Linked DNA regions of Mus musculus: regions 2 and 3 are each linked to region 1. Evidence: chromatin loops called from intact Hi-C (ENCODE). Cell type or tissue: gastrocnemius. All regions are shown on one strand. Links, peaks and the distances in the headings refer to the core of each region. The heading gives the core; the rest is flanking DNA.

Region 1 (5,708 bases), core at 373-5,372:
AACCCAGGTCACTGGCTCTCAAAGCCAAAACCTCAGTGGGTGTTTCCCACTACCCTGAACAGAAGGGTCACGTAACCCCTGTTTTCTGAAGTCTGGAAAGCAAGTCCATGGGTAAAGGGATAAAAGGTGCTCATGGACTGGCTAAGGGGCAGGACATAGGAGGCCACACTGTCCTCCTGTGTTGGTGGCATCTTCATTGGCATCTTGGTGGGTGCCACCATAGAAACACACCTCTGTGTGTATCTATGCAGCTGTTTCCAGAAAGCCCTTATTGGGTCAGGAAGACCCAGCCTAAATGGGGGCAACGCCATCCCTTGGGTTAATACGCTGAGAAAGGAGTGGAGAGCGAGCGTCTCTGTGTTCCCTAAGGTAGAATGTAAACAGCTCTCTCCAAGCTCCTGCTGCCATACCTTCTCCAGCCCCATGGGCTGTCCCCTCAAACTGTGAACCACAAAAATCCCCAAAAACAAAAACAAAAACTCTCTGGAAGTTGCCTTTGTCAGGTATTTCATCAAAGCAATAAGAATTAACACACCTCACCATCCATAGAACGAGTGGGCCTGTAAACTGACCCTCTCCACCAGCGCCCCCTGAGCTATAACTAAAGCCAGCAGCACTGGCTAGGAGAACACCCCACTCACAGCTGCAAACCTCCCCGCCCGCACGGTTTGATGCTCCATTGAGCTGACACTCTCTGCTCTCCCCACTCCCACCCCAGCTCCTTGGGAGCGTGCTGAGTCTGTGGAGCCAATCCATCAGTCAGCCAATATGTATTGAGTACCGACAACACACAGTGTTCTGTGCCAGAAAAGCTACAGCCACATTAGAGACCTGCCTTCCAGGGGCCTCCATTCCAGCTGAACGGGGGCAATAAAAACGCAGCATCTACCAGGATGCAATGGCTCCAAATAATGGTTGCAAGAGTTTAGAAGAGGCCATCACTATCCTGGTCAGAGTCACCAGTTGGAGGGAGCAATCACCAAAGGATAGGTGGACATGAGGGAGGCCTGAAGTGGAAGAATTTTCCATACAGAGTGAAAAAGTAAGGACTCGAGAGTCACAGGTGTGGGCTTCTCCTCTGCTCTGCCTGCCCTGGCTTTGTGACCTCACACACTCCAGGGTGCAGATCCCTCTCCATGGAGTAATATGATGGCTCTTCTTCTTGGCTGTCAATGTGACCACATCAAAAATTAACTCAAACTCAAGAGGCTGGGTATACCTGTGAGGGATTTTTCTTTACTGAATTATTTGAAGTGGGAAGACCCGCCCTGAATCTAGATCTTTTGAGGTGAAAAGATCCACCTTAGATCTGGGCCACACCTTCTGGTGGCAGCTACATAGCTATATAAGGACATAGAAGAAGTAAGTGCTTGCTCTTTGCTTGCTTGCCCTCGCTATTGCAGGCATGCCTTCACTGCCATTAGAGCTTGTTTCTTCTGGATTCTGGTATATACGAAAAATCAGCTGAGACAGCCAGACTCGTGGACTGAACAACTACTGGATTCTTAGAGGAGATGGCTATTGTTGTAATTGTTGGACCACAGTCTGTAAACGACTCTAATAAATCCTACTTTGGCAGTGGTGGTTCACGTCTTTAATCCCAGCACTTGGGAGGCAGAAGTAGGAGGATCTTGGTGAGTTCAAGACCAGCCAGTCTACAGAGTGAGTTCCAGGACAGCCAGAGCTATGTATAATGAGGACAGCATGGGAGCAGGGAAGAAACATGCACTGCAGGGAATTCTACACTCATTAACCCCCAGGGTGAGGGGAAGGGGCATCGGCTTCTAGGATCTGCATTTCCTTCGCTCATACAGCCTACAGACTCTAACCAGGCACACGGCCATCAAATGCCAGGGCCAGGAGGAAGCAGTGACCAGCCCTGGCCAAAGTCCTGCCTAGACAGAAAGGAGATTCTCATGATCTCACACACATATGACCAATACAGGCACAGATAAATGAAATGATCGAGTGTCCATATAAAGAAGCAAGAATGCTTCCGAAAAGGATACATCAAGTTAAGAGGCCTCAAGTTAGGACCATGCCTGTCCACCAAGGAGGGACAAGCCGCTATGTGACAGCCACAGAATGACCGCAGTGGGATGTGGTAGACAGAAGATAAAAGAGGGATCGCAGCCAGGGGACAGATAGAACAGGACCTTGAAGGTAGTAGGAAGACGTGGGTGTTCTGCCTCAGGGCTGAATGTGACACGAGATAACAGATGCTTCTGACAGGCATCACAGCTGCTATTCCCCAAAGAGGCCACTGAGGACAAGAGGCAGTGAGCACAGAGCACAAGCAGGGACTCCTGCGGTGACTAGGGAAGAGCTGGTGGCCACACATCAGGTGAGTATGCAGGAGCGATGAGACATGGTTCCCATGGGACACAGGCAGTGTTCAGAGTGAGCTGGGTTTGAGGACTGAAGAGAATCCTGATAAATGGGAAAACAGAATGGCCCAGACTACACACACACACAAACACACACACACACACACACTATTTCTAAGACATAGAGCTTTTTGAAGAGCTGACGGGGACCAGAAGCACATAATGGCTTCTGCACCAGAGTGACCTCAATGAGACCATGTTGAGGATCAGAGGGAGACACTATCACCTCAAAACCTTGCAGCAGGAATGGGCGTGCGTGAATGCCTTCTGTGACCACTAGGTGGCGCTCCAGTCTGGTTCAGAAGAGTGTTGGGTTGGCCCGTGATGCCCTAAACTTGCATCCAGCCTGTCACCCAGTCTTTCTTCAATCTGAGCTGCCGTCTCAATTTTTCTTTCATTAATCATACCCTGGAAATTTCATGATTTTGAACCAAAGATTTATGGCTCTATAAATCGGACCCTAGAATGAGTAACTGAATACCCTCCAGGGCAGGTATTCGTTTGGGATGGAGGAGCCTGGCCTGGGGACTCCTGGGGCTGTAAGATGCCCCACCATCCTGCTGCTGATGCTGGCCTCCAGGGCACCTATAGGGCAGAGTCTTCTCCATCCCGCTCATCAGAAACAGGTCTGCTGGGTCCCCTCTATTCTTGGGGAGCTCCTGTGGTGACCCTGAGAATGTCCATGGGAAACTTCAGCAGTTCAGAGCCCCCCCCCCCCCCCCCCGCCCAGGGCCATGTTTCTCCCAATTGGTTCTCTGACTTCACACCCCATGACATTCAACACGGTCTTTAGGCTTTGCAGGCATTGGCTTTGGAGCCTGAATCCCCACACTCAGGTCTCATCTTACTTCCCACCTGAGGTACTGAGGGCTGAGATCCAGGCAGTCCCAGCATAAGAAGGGGAGCCAGACTCCTGGACAGTCTCCTTCCAAAGCCCCCAGATCCATTCCCATCCCCACTGGGCCCCCTTTAGCTCTCTCGGGCAACCTGCTGTGCCACAGGCATGCATAATGTGACCCATGTCCTTGGGGTTGGGGAGCGGAGGTCTCCTGTTGACATAAACGTTCTACTGCGTGACCCAGCCCCACCTGAGGCTCCAGGCAAGAAGAAAACAAAGAGTGGGACTTCGGTTTCCTAGGGAGACCTGAAAGACACTGCCAGGCTGGGATGAAAGCCCACTCTGTAGCTTCAGGTGCTACTCCTTCTCTGTCTGCTACTCCCTAGGAGACCTGCCTGCCAGTAATAGACACCCAGACATCCTGCCCCCAGCCACACTAGACCTGTCTGTCTCTCCTGGACCTGCTTTTCAGTTTACCCTATAGAAAGCTGCTGGAGCCCTTTTTCAAAAGGTCTCCGTCCTCACGTAGGTCTTGTGTAGTTCCCCGAGGCCAGATCCTCTTTAAACTGTGGTTTGGATTGGACCTCTGATCTGTTCACTTCTAACCCAGGCCAAGCCAAGCTTCAGGAATGCTGCCTCTGCCCCCTAGACCCGTGGATCTCAGAGAGGAGAGTTCCTGCTTGCTGGGGACACCTGGAGACACCTCCATTGTCACAACTGAAGTGGGAGAGCAGAGGGAAAATGCTTTTGGCATGTAGAACACAGAGGCCAAGGGACACTGTTGAACAAGCTACAGTGCTCAAAATAAATTACCACAGAGAACTATTTAGCTCCTGATACCAAAGAGGCTGAAAACCCTGTCTTGAGCCCCCCTGCAGGCCAGGTGCCCCTTAATTCCTTAAGAACACTGCTGCTAGGGAGAGCACTCCCATTCTCCCTGGTGCCCCTGAAAAGGATGGTAAGATGGCACAGCCTCTCTGGGAGACTTCAGGCTAGGTCTGGCCAGAGCTCACATCTAGTAGACGGCTGTGGGCAAGAGAGAGGAGGTGACCTCTGACACAGGTTTACTGTGGGGTTGAGGAACAAGGCCTGCCCTGGGCAGTTGGGACATGAAGACAGGAAACCAGCTCTAAATTCTGAATACCGGGGCCAGGGTGAGGCAGGAGGAGGGCAGGAACCACCCCTATTCCCATGGTGGGGACCATTCAGGAAGCATAAGGCCATGGCAGCTCAGCCAAAGCTGGATGCCAGAGAGCTTAGTAGGTGGCATTCGAGAAAATTCCCTTCTAAAACCAGAGGGTTGTCTCAGCCGAGATGACCATAGAACCGGAGACTGGAGAATCTGGGGTGAGGCAGAGTGACTCAGGAGTATCAGGATTCAGCCAGTATAAGCACCAACCAAGTGGGGTCTTCAGTTCCTTCACGTTGTCCAGTCCTGGTTGGAACCTGTCTCTAAGCAAGGGCAAGCTAAGGTGGCTCCTAAGCTAGAAGCTTCCTCTGTTAGCTCACTCAACCAAGGGCCTTTCAAAAGTTTCATTTAGAAACCGACATGCGAACTTGATAAGACAAACCCCTAACCTAATGTCTGCACCCAGCCCATCAAGGCTGGGACGTTGGTCTGCCCTGTTCACGATACGTCTTCGTGGTCGAGAATGGCACCCCAGCCTTGTCCATGCACTGCAGCCATCTGGACCTTGTCCTAGGCCTGCAAAAGGAAAGGTGCAGGCTCCCTAGACGACACGAGTCTATCAGCCTGTCTCAGGCTTCTTCGTCTCCAAGGAACTTACCCAGCACATGCCTAGCAGGTAAACGGAGGCCCCCAAAGTAATGTGGACAGGCCAAGCTAGCCCTGCAACCAAACTCCCCTCACTGCTAGCCACATACTAACCGCCCACATCTCATCTTCAGGTTGGCTATACTGACTGACTGGTCAAGTTAACGCATATTTCTGCCCCCAGGTAGGACATCCACACAGGCACCCATTTCTCCAGGGCCACGGCTGCTCCAAATTCACCCATGTCTGGGTACTCTATCCCCATCTAGTCAGACTCCATATCACCTCCACCCACCCAGCCCTTCACAAGGGGAAAGATGGGCCCTCCCAGAGTGGACTGATCCAGGGCGTGGTCATGAGTTCATGCTAGCCCCCTCCCAAGGCTTCTGTCGTAAAAAAAAAAAAAAAAAAAAAAAAAAACAGCTCCTTTTGAGGATCAGACTCGTGCTCTTCCATTGTCCTTCCACCACCGGACCCAGAAAATACTTGGAACACTGAATGTTTCTTCAGCGACTGGTGGGTAGGTGGGTGGGTAGGGGGTTGAGTGGGTGGGCGAGCTCAGGAACGGGGGCACATGCACATCCACATTCCCACTCAAGAAAGAAGCTCCCTCTAAACCCTGGCCTCTCCACTCCTGGAAGCCCCAGTACCCCGTCAGGAACTCCTAACATGGTGTTCCCAGCCTAGCACACAGCCCTGCACACCACTG
Region 2 (5,708 bases), core at 587-5,586, 100 kb after region 1:
TCTCACCTTGATTCAGTCCCACAAACGTGATGTAGCCAGTGGCTCCCACTGCTACACTTGGCTGTATCCCAGAGGGATGCTGCACTGGGCCATACCCTGGGGCTGCTCTGCTTTCCCACCCTCAATCTACCATCCCTTCCTCTCCAGAAGCCTTCAAATGGCCAAGGCACACCACAGTCATGTCTTAGGCACAGGGACAGCAGGGGGATGAGACCTGTTGTTAATGGAGGGAAATCAGACTTGACACTGGCAGTGATCTGAAACCTCCCAGCTGGGAAAAGCTTTGTTTGTTTTTTTTTAAATAAATAATAAATAATAAATAACACAGAGTGTTTACTTCCCTCTCAAGCAATATTTCTTAAGCATCTCTAGGCTCGTACGTCACGGCTGTCATCTGGGGAAGCTGCAGAGTAATATGTAGTGTCTTCAAGTCCCTTCTGCTTGCTAAGGTCCTCAAAGCACCTCAGACAGGCACCCCTTTATCTTTCTTGCAGATCTCAGAGGGGTGCTTGGAGGAAGAGCTGGCAATTGCCTCTGAGTGCCTGCAGTAAATACTCGCTAACTGCCCAATGGGGACAATTCCCTCACACCGAGATGGAGAACAGAGCAGAGGGAAACTACCGGACACTTGCCCCGGCTGGTCTTCCCAGGTTCCAACTCCTGGCCCCGCATGGCTGCTCAAACAGTGCCTGGCTTTACTCAATGGAGCTAGAAAAGAACAGTGTGGTATCACGCAGACAGACAGACAGGCAGGCACAGACATGTTCATCTCCTTATCACCACTGAATAGGCACAGAGGGAACACTACCTAGGGACATTATCAAATGGTTCCAACAACCACACAGGACAGCTATACAACTACTCCTGATGGTTCACAGAGCATCCCCGGAGCTCCTTTCCTGTCCCACTGTGGATTCTCCACAACAGCCCGGATTCTGCTCACTTGTGCGACTGACCAGGACCTTGTTGCTACCAGGATGCCTCATCCCTCCACCTCCATGGCTTTCTCTTAATTGTATTGCTTTATGTTCAGCCTAACAACTTACCAAAAAGACCAACCAAGGGTAACAGACTAACACCTCTGGACCAATCTGGCATACACAAGCTTGGCTCCATACACATCATGCCTTTTAAATGTCAATTGTTTAGAATCAGGCTAAGAGATTTTTAACCTGGAAACCAAGAGTTAAAGCTTCCCTTTAACAACGGAAGGTTCCTGGGAAAGTCGTGGTGCACATCTTCAATTGCAACACTTAGGTAGAAGAGGCAGGTGAATTTTTTGTGAGTCCAAGACCAGCCTGGTCTACAGAGTGAGTTCCAAGACAGCCAATAAACCCTGCCTCAAAAGAATAATAAACAAATAAATAAAATAAAGGAAGAGAAAAAGAAAAAGGAAGAGAAAAAGAGAAAGAGAAAGAAAAAGAAAAGAAAGAGAAAAGAGAGAGGCAGAGAAAAGAATATCAGAAGATCCCAGGAAGAAAAGAAGCATAAAGGTTCCTCAACAGATCCAGACCCTTGACCTCTGGGGAATTCCAAAGGTGCTTGCCGACCGTGTCATGTCAGCAGAGGACTGGGGAAGACTCTAGAAAGGAAACTTCACCATGTTCATGTCTGACCATGGGGACCCCAACCCCTGAGGTCAAGGACAAAGAGAATCAGCACCTCGCTCAGGGTCCACAGTGGCGGCCGCTCCTGCTACGCAGACCTGGAGCCCAGATGCCGGCAGGAATGGAGCTCTGCTTGGAAGTAGTTATTTTAAACAAAAGAATCATGTTTCCCATTTGGACTTTAAGCACTTAGCTCCTCTTTTGCATAGCCAAATATTTGCAATTGTGTTCTACAGGTCTGGGCATTCTGCTACAGAGCAAGAAGACCATGACCCAGAGAGGGAGAAAAAGAAATGTAAGTTCTGGCAACGCCGGGCTCAACAAACAATCAGCTGAGCCTGAAGATCACGCTCACGGTGCGCATGCACAGCATCTTTGGTTCGTCACAGTCCCCACCGTGCCACCGTGGATCCCTTATCTGTGTTCTCAGCTCTGCATCAAGGTTGATGAATGGGCTGAACACGTAGGCATCTGAGACTCCATGTTCCCTGTGGGTGGAAGCTAGCTCAATCTCTCCCATAGTCATCAATGGCATCAGACAGGAAAGCACATAGAAAAAAATCCTGAATTACTCAAGCTGGCTTCCATAATGTACCCGGTCCTAGTCCAGAGGAGATGCAGGCAGAAGGAGCAGGAGTTCAAGTCTCTCCTCAGCTATATAGTAAGTCTGAGAGCAGATTGGACTACAGAAGACTTGTCTCAGACAAACAAATCAAAAGGAATTCCTGAATAAGCCAAGCAGCACACCCTCGATATAGACACCCAGCCCAGGAGACTTCAAAGCCAACGCTACAACAACAAAAAAATGCAGTTGCCAGCCTCTAAAATGGAGTCTCGGCCACCAGACTGACTTCCCAAGGGCAGTCCGTGAGGACAGACACTGATCAGACTGTGATCTGAGAGCTAAATCTGGGGCTGCTCTCAGGCACCTGACTTCCGGCTGGTATTTAACAACCCATAGTAAGCTCTTCCGTTACTCTAGGAAAGAATGAAGGAATGCCGGGCCTCTCAATTAGTCCTAGACAAATAGCACAAAGGAGAGTGGAGACAAATAGCTAAAGAGACATGTGCACACATGCACACACATATGCACACTCACACATTCATGTCACAGCAACGTATACTAATGGATCCTCCACAAGCTACTGGGAAAACACTTGGTGATTCTATGCAGCCACTTAAAAGTCTGACTGTGATGATTATGGATGGAGAATATTAAATAAAGCAGTGCAAAAGTCCTATGTACATTATGACTACAGCAACATGCTTGTAAGCAAACATGGGCTGAAGGCACCATGGAGTAACAGAAAGTTAGTTTGTCATGATGGTAGCTTGTGAGGCCTTTTCTGTCTCTTTGATTTTCATTATTACAAAGCATGATTTAGACAATAATACTTTTCTTTTAAAATGCCCAGCTGCTCCGGACCCTGAAATAAACTAGCACAATCCAAAAACAGACTGTGGTGAGAGTGAGGTGGGATATCTTTGCCACGTTTGGGCCAGTGGGAGTGCTACAGGGTCAGGAGCAAAATTAAGAGTGTCATCAATCAGTTTGCAGACTTGAGAGCTTCAAGGAAAGCGTGCCCCGTAGCACACACCATGTTCTATCAAAGGAGGCGCGTCATTCCACACTGAGCACGGACTTCTTGCCACCCTGGGGTCCCCACCCACCACATGCACAGGACCCTCAATGACTTTATGATTTACACAGTGGACTCCGAGCGCTCTTCCTGATTCCATGTAAGGAAAGAACGTGACTCTGACTATGATATCCGAGCTAGAGACAGCCCGGAACAGCAGAGATCTCATACCTATAGACCCACAGTGACATCATGATCTGTCCCCTTCCTCCTGAGTCCCCATGACTGTCCTTTTTACTCATTCATTTACAAGATACACTTTGTCTCCTCTGCTGCTAGGACCTCTGAACACAGATGGAGGCAGAAGGACAGGAGGACCACAAAGCCCAGCCCATCATGGCCTCAAGCCAAACCTTCGGCAAAGACTTAATGGGTAGGCAAGACAGGAGCTGAGTGCTGGGGGCAAGCGGACAACCAGAAGAACTGACTCCGCAATGGCTTCCTGGGGTGGCTGATCACTGAGGGCTGTGAAGTGACAAGTGCCTTCCTGTGACAAAGAGTAGGTGCCTTGGGAAACAGAAACAAACGCCCTTGCCAACAGTTTCCAATGAGATCAGACTCCCCAGGGAGAGATTTCCCACTATGAAGTCCCTGGGGAGGAGGTGGGGAGAAGAGGAGGAGGAGGAGGAGAAGAAGAAGGAGGACCTACTGAGAGGAGAGCATCTGAGCCAAATGCCCCAGTGGGCTTTTCCATTTGCAAGCGGAGTCACTTACACCTGATGGCTGCTGCTCCTGCTCAATCCCACAGGCTGGCTCAAGGGTGGTTTGTTTTGTTTTTGTTTTTTTAAGGAGGTAAAGAAGAGGGGGAGTGCTGCAGGGAGGGAGAGAGAGTGATGTTATTCTTCCCCATCCCAGTTGGTGCCATATCTAGGTGTGGAGAACAAATCCTAGGAATGGGCACCTGGGTGGCAGGCAGCCTCCAAGGGTGGGAAGAGGACAGCAGCAGAGCTGGTGGGTCAGGTCATTAAACTATTGATGGACATGTGCAGCCCTGTGGGCCACCCAGCTGGTTGCATCTGCCATTAGGAGGAGGTAGGAGGGAAGGGCCTGAAGGGGCCAAGAAGGACCAAATGTGAAGGCAGGGTGGAAGCCACAGCCCCTCCTGTACACAGGCAATCCCAACCCAGGGTTATTCTCAGGCACTTTTCCTGTGAGAAAAGAACGGTAGGAATGTAGTGCGGCCAAGACCCAAATCCACTCTGCAGTGGGCTCTGTGCCCACTCGGATGACGTACAGGGGGCTGGCCCCCGCAGCCTGGAGTCAGAAAAATCCACTTAAGGAATTCAGATTGGCAGCCAGAGACGTGTGGTATAGGTAACCCAGCGTGAAAGCTTTCTCAAAGCTGAGTACACACAGTGGGCATGCACCCGTGAGCACGCGCACAATAGGTGCACACATGAAATTACGCATGTGAACAATCACGGGTTCCTCGGGCGTGTGACAGTGAACTACAGACTACATGGAAAGGTGGCCAGAAACACTCCTGGATTTTTATGGCTCTCCGGGGACCCATCTCCAGGAAGTGCTAGCAACTGCAATCCAATCATGTCCCTGGCTGGAGAAGCCGGCTGGAGACTGGGGACTATGCAGGAGGAGGAAGAACTTCATGGGGAAAAAATGTTGACAGAGTTTAATGTCAAGCGGAGGACGAAGGCTTGGGTGAAGGCAGCTTCCTGAGAAAGCGGGTGTGCTGCGCGCACCAGCAATGTGTCTGGAAGCTGTGTGGGGAATGTTAAGCTAAAAGGCACAGGAGAAGGCTGGGTCCCCAAAGGCTGGAGCCTTGGCACACTGGAGTCTGCCCTTATGTGAGAATTAACTAACCAGGCAAGCCCCAGCTAGGAGGACTCAGTAAGTCTGAGAACTATAAATACATACTGTTCTCATCAAGAAGACCCAGGAAAATAAGGAGGAAGAAAAGCTAATGCCCACAGAGCAGCTGGCATGTCTCGGCCATTTAGAAGCCTCAAACTATCGGTAAGACCTGGAACCCAAGAAATCAAAAGGTGGAAACCAAGACGAACACCAGGCCTATCTGCTGCCCCCATCTTCTACCTGGAGTTCTGGGACTGCTCACCCTTAAAGAACAAAACAGCAAACAAACAGCAAACTCCCCGGTAGCTTTTGCTAAGTTCCCATCTCCTTGGGCATCACTGTCCCTCACGGAAGAACCAAGTGAACTCGAAAACCCAGTGAGCATCCCCAGCACCCCGCCTTTTGCAGCGTATTTTACCTGTGGGTTCTCTTGTCTGTCTCACAAGTAGGCTCCGTGCTCCACTCACACTGCCTGCGCCCTCTGGCCTGGGCTGTGTCTAGAACATCACCACTGAGGGTCATGGAGGGCAGATGCATGAACGCGGCTCACCTAACAACCAGTTCTCAGAAGGTAACTTGCTTCTGTGGACGGACGCTCATGGGAAGCTACTTCCTGGGAGGATCCTCCTGAGAGGTGGGACAGCGGGCC
Region 3 (5,708 bases), core at 587-5,586, 58 kb after region 1:
TGAGGCCAGAGGTGTCCTACCCCCAGGAGGAATCTCTCCTCTGATGAGTCTGAATAGCTACTTAAAGGTGTGACCCGTAGCAGACCATGTCCCTTGCTTGCCTAACACTACACAAAAGCCCACTGTCCAGCTATGAACCAACATGCATGCACTGGACACATGCTATGAGTGAGCAAGACAAAGCTGTAAGACAAACCTAAGCTCTTGAAAAGGCAAGTAGGTAGATGTTAGCAGAGGGGCGGGGGTAAGAGGCAAAAATACAAAAGCAAAAACTGAACGGCTCTGATAGTAAATCCTGCTGCAGTGAGGTACCTGTAGTGACGTGCAGTCGTCGTGCTGTGGGGAGACAGGAAAACGGTACTTTTTTGTCTTGACTGTTCTCATGAAGAAGCACAAAGTGTCTCGTGAAGCTTACACCGCATACAACGGACCACCAAAAAAGCCCCCAAAGACCACATGTGAGTATTTTCTGTCCCACTTCCTGGAGCTGCGGCTGGGAGGAGGCGAGAGCAAACTGTCGACTGAACCATACCATGTGTGCAAACTGCCCGTCACTACAGGACTACCCAGTGCAGCACAGACCCAAGAAAAGCACAACTGGAAGCTGACTGGGGAGGGAACTGCATCAGGATGAGTTCCCAGACAAGGGCAAAGAAAGGACGTGGGCTTTAAGGTTTTACTGACTGAGTTCATAGCCCATCTCTACCACTACTTAACCTAGTGGCCCAGGCAAAATCCTCCCTCCTCACACCTCCATCGCCGCAGAGGCAAAATGAGACATCCCTGGGTATTCCCATCAGTGCTGGAGCAGATGAGGCGGCCAGGGATGCCCCACCTGATACCCAATCAGGGACTGGTATCACCGCTCCCCATCACCACACCGTGCCAGGGGGTAGCTGTGGGTCCTGACTTCCAAATGTACTCCGCACAGGTAGAGTAGACAAACCCGGAGGTGGAGGCAGAGTGGAGAAAAGTTCAGAAGTCTTTGCTTAACAAATGGTGGGTAAGACCTTCAAATATCACAAAACAACCCCTGACATTAAAGATGATTTAGCGGGTAAAGGGAGATGAACTATTCATGGATTGAAAGACTTGGATACAATTTACATAATTTACATTCACAAATAAACACAGAGATGAAATCCTCCTGAGTTGATAAACACACTCAATTAAAGACCAGCTAATTAAAATGCCAATAGTGTGGGAAAGGGTACTGACTGATTTCAGGTTAAAAACCACTTAAACTGATTCCAGCATCTATGCAGAAGAACAAGGAGCCAAAAAAGAGCCAAACTCTCTTGAAAAACAAGAAGTGTGCCTTGCCATGGAGACTTACAGAGTTGCGGTACCCTGTCACATATGAAAGCCTAGGTAGTATCCTGTATCTATGGAGGGAAGATACCTAATCAATGAAGCTAGAATACACAGGAGGAAAAAGATCAGAGTTCTGTCCTGTGTCAAACATGAATAGTAATTCCAGATGTGTTCAGAACTCAAACACATGAATAAAAACTTTGAGGAATATAAAAGCCCCTCCTCACTTATGTCAACAGCTCCTGAGAACCCATGTTAGAGCAGGCATGGAACAATTATTACGATGTAAGGGCACCATGAAATAACAGAAAAAGTCCAAAAAGAAGAAACCAGCAAAGTTGTGTTTTGGTTTAGAATCTGCAAAGAAAAGAAAAACAAACAAAACTTGAAACTGGAAGCTATAAACAATGTTGGTGATGCATTCAACTGCCACAAACTAGGACACAAAACCAGAAACTAAAAAATAACAACAACCAAAAAAAAGAAAAAAAAAAAAACCAAACAAACCCAAATCAATAGAAAAGTAGACCTGACACGGAAGAATGGCTAATTAACACGTAAAAAAGATGTTTGTGTATTGGTACCTGAGATGCTAGGTAAGGCCACTGCAGCACAGCATCTCACGCCTGCCCCTTACCATTTGAGAGCCACTGGGAATGTCAACGGATGCACCTGCCCTGGAAACAGCTCTCCTCCTGCAGTGCCACAAGGACACTCCAGCCAGCAAGGCAGAAAGGCCAGGTATCTATCTGCAAGGGTACTTCTCCAAGAGAAGTGTATGGAAATGCCTAACGCTGAATCGCCTTCACAGTGGTCTGTGGTGGCCACTCCAGAGAAACTCCTACAGGAGACGTATGCAGGACTGTTCACAAAAGAGGAGAGACCACACTGAAGTATCCATGCTAGGGACTGAGCAAAAAGGTAAGAGGCAACACTCACAGACACAGATGGATCAAACACACGCTGGATTTTATTTATTTATTTATTTATTTATTTATTTATTTATTTATTTATTTATTTTTGTGGTGCTAAAGATTAAACCCAAGGTCTTCTGCATGCTAAACAAATACTCTATCACTGATGGGGAACTGTTGAAAACCCTGAGTCTGAACAATTCTCTCTACTCCATTGAAAGTTTAAAGGAATAGGGGATGGCTCCGTGCAGAAAACGCTTGCTGCAGACTCACGAGGTCCTAAGTTCAGAGGCAGAAAGCCCGTGTAAAAAGCCAGATGTTCTGGCTCACCCCCATGACTGCAGAGATAGGGTTGCAGAGACAGACGGATCCCAGGGGCTCCCTGTACCACCTGTCCGACCGGAACAGTATACTTCAGGTTGAGTGGTAAGACCCTGTCTCAAAAATAAATTGGTGTAAAAGAGGAAGGCATTTGAACGCCATCTCTGGCCTCCACACTCAAGAATAAGTCAGTGTCTGTCTGTCTGTCTCTCTCTCTCTTTCAAAATAGAGAACTACATTACTATCTCCGTAGGTAATGGAAGCACAGCTAGAACCTGTCTGTATGGGCAGCTGCCTAGTCAACCTGAATACATTCTTGCAAGGATTCCCTATAGCAGATGCAAAGTCCCTGAAAACTGAAACCCTGCCTGCCTTCTCCTGGGACAGACATCCATTCCCTCAAGCCACCAAAACAGCGCCCCCTGCAGGGCCCTGATGCAGAAAATTCCCAGTGGTAGAGCACGAGCTTGAAGCAGAAACACTGCACATTGTGTACTCAGGGCCACTCCAGCTCTCCTGACAGCCTTCAAAGCCAGCTGAAGGGAAAGCAGACCCCCAGAAGCAGGATTCTGGGTCTCCTCTGAAGTCTAGAGCTCTCCAGACAAAGAGCAGGGCCTAGAAGGCAGATCTCAACCTGGTATCCTTCCCCAGCTGCAGAGCTCACCCACGAGTCTGAGTCGAGTCGGCACGCCATTTTTAATGTTCCTGCCAAGAGTGCCCCCCACCGAGCCCCCACCACTTCTGCAGGCAGATTAGCTTTCAAATGTGAGCAGGGACAAAGCTGGCTCAGAAGACTTAACTCTGCCCGATGGGTTTAGCCTAGCTTCAAAGCTTCCTCATTGGAACCAAAGGAGCAGGCACATCTCAGTGGGGGAGGGGGGACCAGCTGGGAGAGGGGAGGACCAGCTCAGGGAGGGAAAAAAAGGAGCATGGCTCCAAAGCCAGATTACTCACCACCACCACGACAGCTTGCAGCCAAGTGACACAGCAAGACCTGTCATGGTGGCCACCATCAGAAAAAAAAAAAAAAAAAAAAAAGAAGAAACTCAGTGAAGAGTCTATCACCGTCTTCTCCCTTGCCTGGATCCCAGTCTCACCTGGTCACCTAGCTCCCTCAAAATCTCAGGGCAACTTGCTTTGTTATCTGTGTAGCTGGTCTCTACTAAGCAGTACTTGGTGGAGTTAAGTCTCTCCGTTGAGTGCCTGCTATCTTCCTATGTGTGTCTGACTCCATGGAACTCTGAGCAGCTCAACAGGGTGGTTTACGGCAAGTACTCAATGAATGCATGCTCCCAGGCCACAGGGCATCTGTTTGTCCTTTCAATAGAAGAAAACAGGGAATCCACATGTTTTGCTGATTGTATTTTACAAACTAAGGAGAAAGGAGGGAAGCCTGGAGCTCTTTGTAAATTCTTTTTCTTTCTGATAGGAGGAACGTTTCAGAGAATGGGAATTAAGAGTATAGCCGTGAGGGGGGCAGGGAGAGGAAAGGCCAAGGCAAGCCAGGATGCTGGGTCCAGACCTGTAGCTGCCCACCCTAATGTGCTGGGGAGGCAGGCAGACCCCACCTACACAGTTCCCACCCTTGGCAGCCCTGGGTTCAAGTGCTGCACACAGGACAGGACAGATGACCTCTTGATTCCATGACTTCCTGGCCTAAGAAAACTGATCTGCCTTAGCCTTACCAACTGGAGGCTCCTGTGCATGGATCGGGCATTCAGCAAATAGTTGTGGAGTGAGTGAATGGACCCAACTGGGACCCAATACCCTACTAAGCCATAGAAAGCCTGCTGCCAAGTTCAGCCAAGGGCAGCCAAGCCCAGGAGGTAAGAGCAGCCAGAGTGTTACTCGGAGGTAGAGGCCGGCTGGTGTTTGCTAGGTTTGCTGGGGCCAGGCCTGGCTGGGCTGGGTAGGACTGGGGCTTCCAGAGCTCTTACTATTTCAACTGGGGATTTTTCTAACTCTCCCCTCCTCCTCCTCCTCCTCCTCCTTGGGCCTTCCTGATTGACAGCAATTGCTGGCTCTGACATGATTTAAAAATAGATATTAAGACCAGGAAGTTTAATTTTTAATGCTTTGGAAATGAACACAGGGCTGGCATTCCTTCACAGCCAGGTTCCAAGGGTCTCTCAGCGTATCTGCCAGGTGCTTCATCAGCAAGATGACCTCAGCAGCCAGACCTGACCCCACCCCATATCCAAAGATCTGCTTGTAAGCAGCCTCCTGGGGAACCATCCCTCACTTCCAGCACTATGGGAAATCCCTAACCGTGTCCCCCACCCCGTGCTGCCTGCTTCGCCTGCATCTCCTGCATGGAGAGATGAGCTGAGGCCAAGGCCCAACCTGACTGCCTTCTAGAATCCCTCAAGCCAAAAGGTACCCCACAGATTCGCTATAGCACTATAGGTTTCCTTAATTCACCGTACACAGATCTTAGTCTAGAGCCCACAAAGGCACTTATGGTGTGGCCATGCTGATATGGACCATGTGTGGCTAAGGTAGTGGAGAGGCCTGCCCTGGCCACCTACGCCCAAAGACAGAAAACAAGAGGAGCCTGACATTCAGGAAGATTCACCAGGAAACGCCCCCTGGCACTCAACCTGTGGTAGCTCTATGTCTTCCTTTCCCTTGCTCTAGCAGACACACTCAACACTGTCTCCTCTGCTACTAATTGGCCTTTTTAAAAAGGAGCAATCCACAAGGAATAGGCTTCCAAGGGAGCCAGGGTATCCCTGCTCTGCCAGCCATGACTTAAAGTGATAGGACAGCTCTGCTGGCAAGCAAGAGAAACGACGTATCCAGAGTGGCAGTTAGGGTACCCGTCTGCCCCAGCCCCCTCCATCTCAGACAGAACTGGATTCAACTGGATTCACATTGGGAGGAACTGGGCTGAGATCAGGATTTGCTGGCCAGAGAAAAAGTCATGTGGCTCCGGCACAAAGAGATGCATCTTGTATCCCTACCCCCACCCGCACCCCCACCACCACCATCCCCTTCCCCTTAGCAAAAGCACTCCAGGATATTCACTTAATCTCTGCTTGGAATATTCTTCCAGGCACTCCTGATAGGATCCAGAGGTACATGGGCTGAAAATTGTGTAGACTACAGCCTCCTATTCCTGACCATTAAGAAGCCAAAATTCTCTGTGGCCCTGAGAAT

What was found. A loop is a pair of places that touch in the nucleus more often than their neighbours do. Peaks named below come from ENCODE experiments on the same cell type or tissue, not always from the same donor. Only the 100,000 strongest peaks of a DNase experiment are listed, where the experiment ranks them.
Region 2: it touches region 1 in a loop (3-fold over the local background); 2 of 42 quality-filtered maps call a loop at or near these places.
Region 3: it touches region 1 in a loop (5-fold over the local background); 16 of 42 quality-filtered maps call a loop at or near these places.

What each region holds. Positions count from the first base shown.
Region 1 is chr6:127,967,648-127,973,355 of GRCm38, forward strand. The region is part of intron 1 of Tspan9 (tetraspanin 9); the gene reads right to left. Among named protein-coding and RNA genes, the nearest start is that of Gm15870, 26 kb to the left of the region's middle. In gastrocnemius, for the core only: a CTCF peak has its summit at 2,658 (motif pointing right); DNase peaks (open chromatin) are centred at 2,347, 2,666 and 3,417.
Region 2 is chr6:128,072,037-128,077,744 of GRCm38, forward strand. It overlaps a transcript of Tspan9 not described here. Among named protein-coding and RNA genes, the nearest start is that of Gm52879, 27 kb to the right of the region's middle. In gastrocnemius, for the core only: no CTCF peak of the experiment used is centred there; DNase peaks (open chromatin) are centred at 3,605 and 4,441; H3K4me3 peaks cover 1,668 bases; H3K27ac peaks cover 1,340 bases.
Region 3 is chr6:128,025,354-128,031,061 of GRCm38, forward strand. The region is part of intron 1 of Tspan9 (tetraspanin 9); the gene reads right to left. Among named protein-coding and RNA genes, the nearest start is that of Tspan9, 6.9 kb to the right of the region's middle. In gastrocnemius, for the core only: a CTCF peak has its summit at 2,980 (motif pointing left); DNase peaks (open chromatin) are centred at 2,981, 3,352 and 5,306; H3K27ac peaks cover 1,478 bases.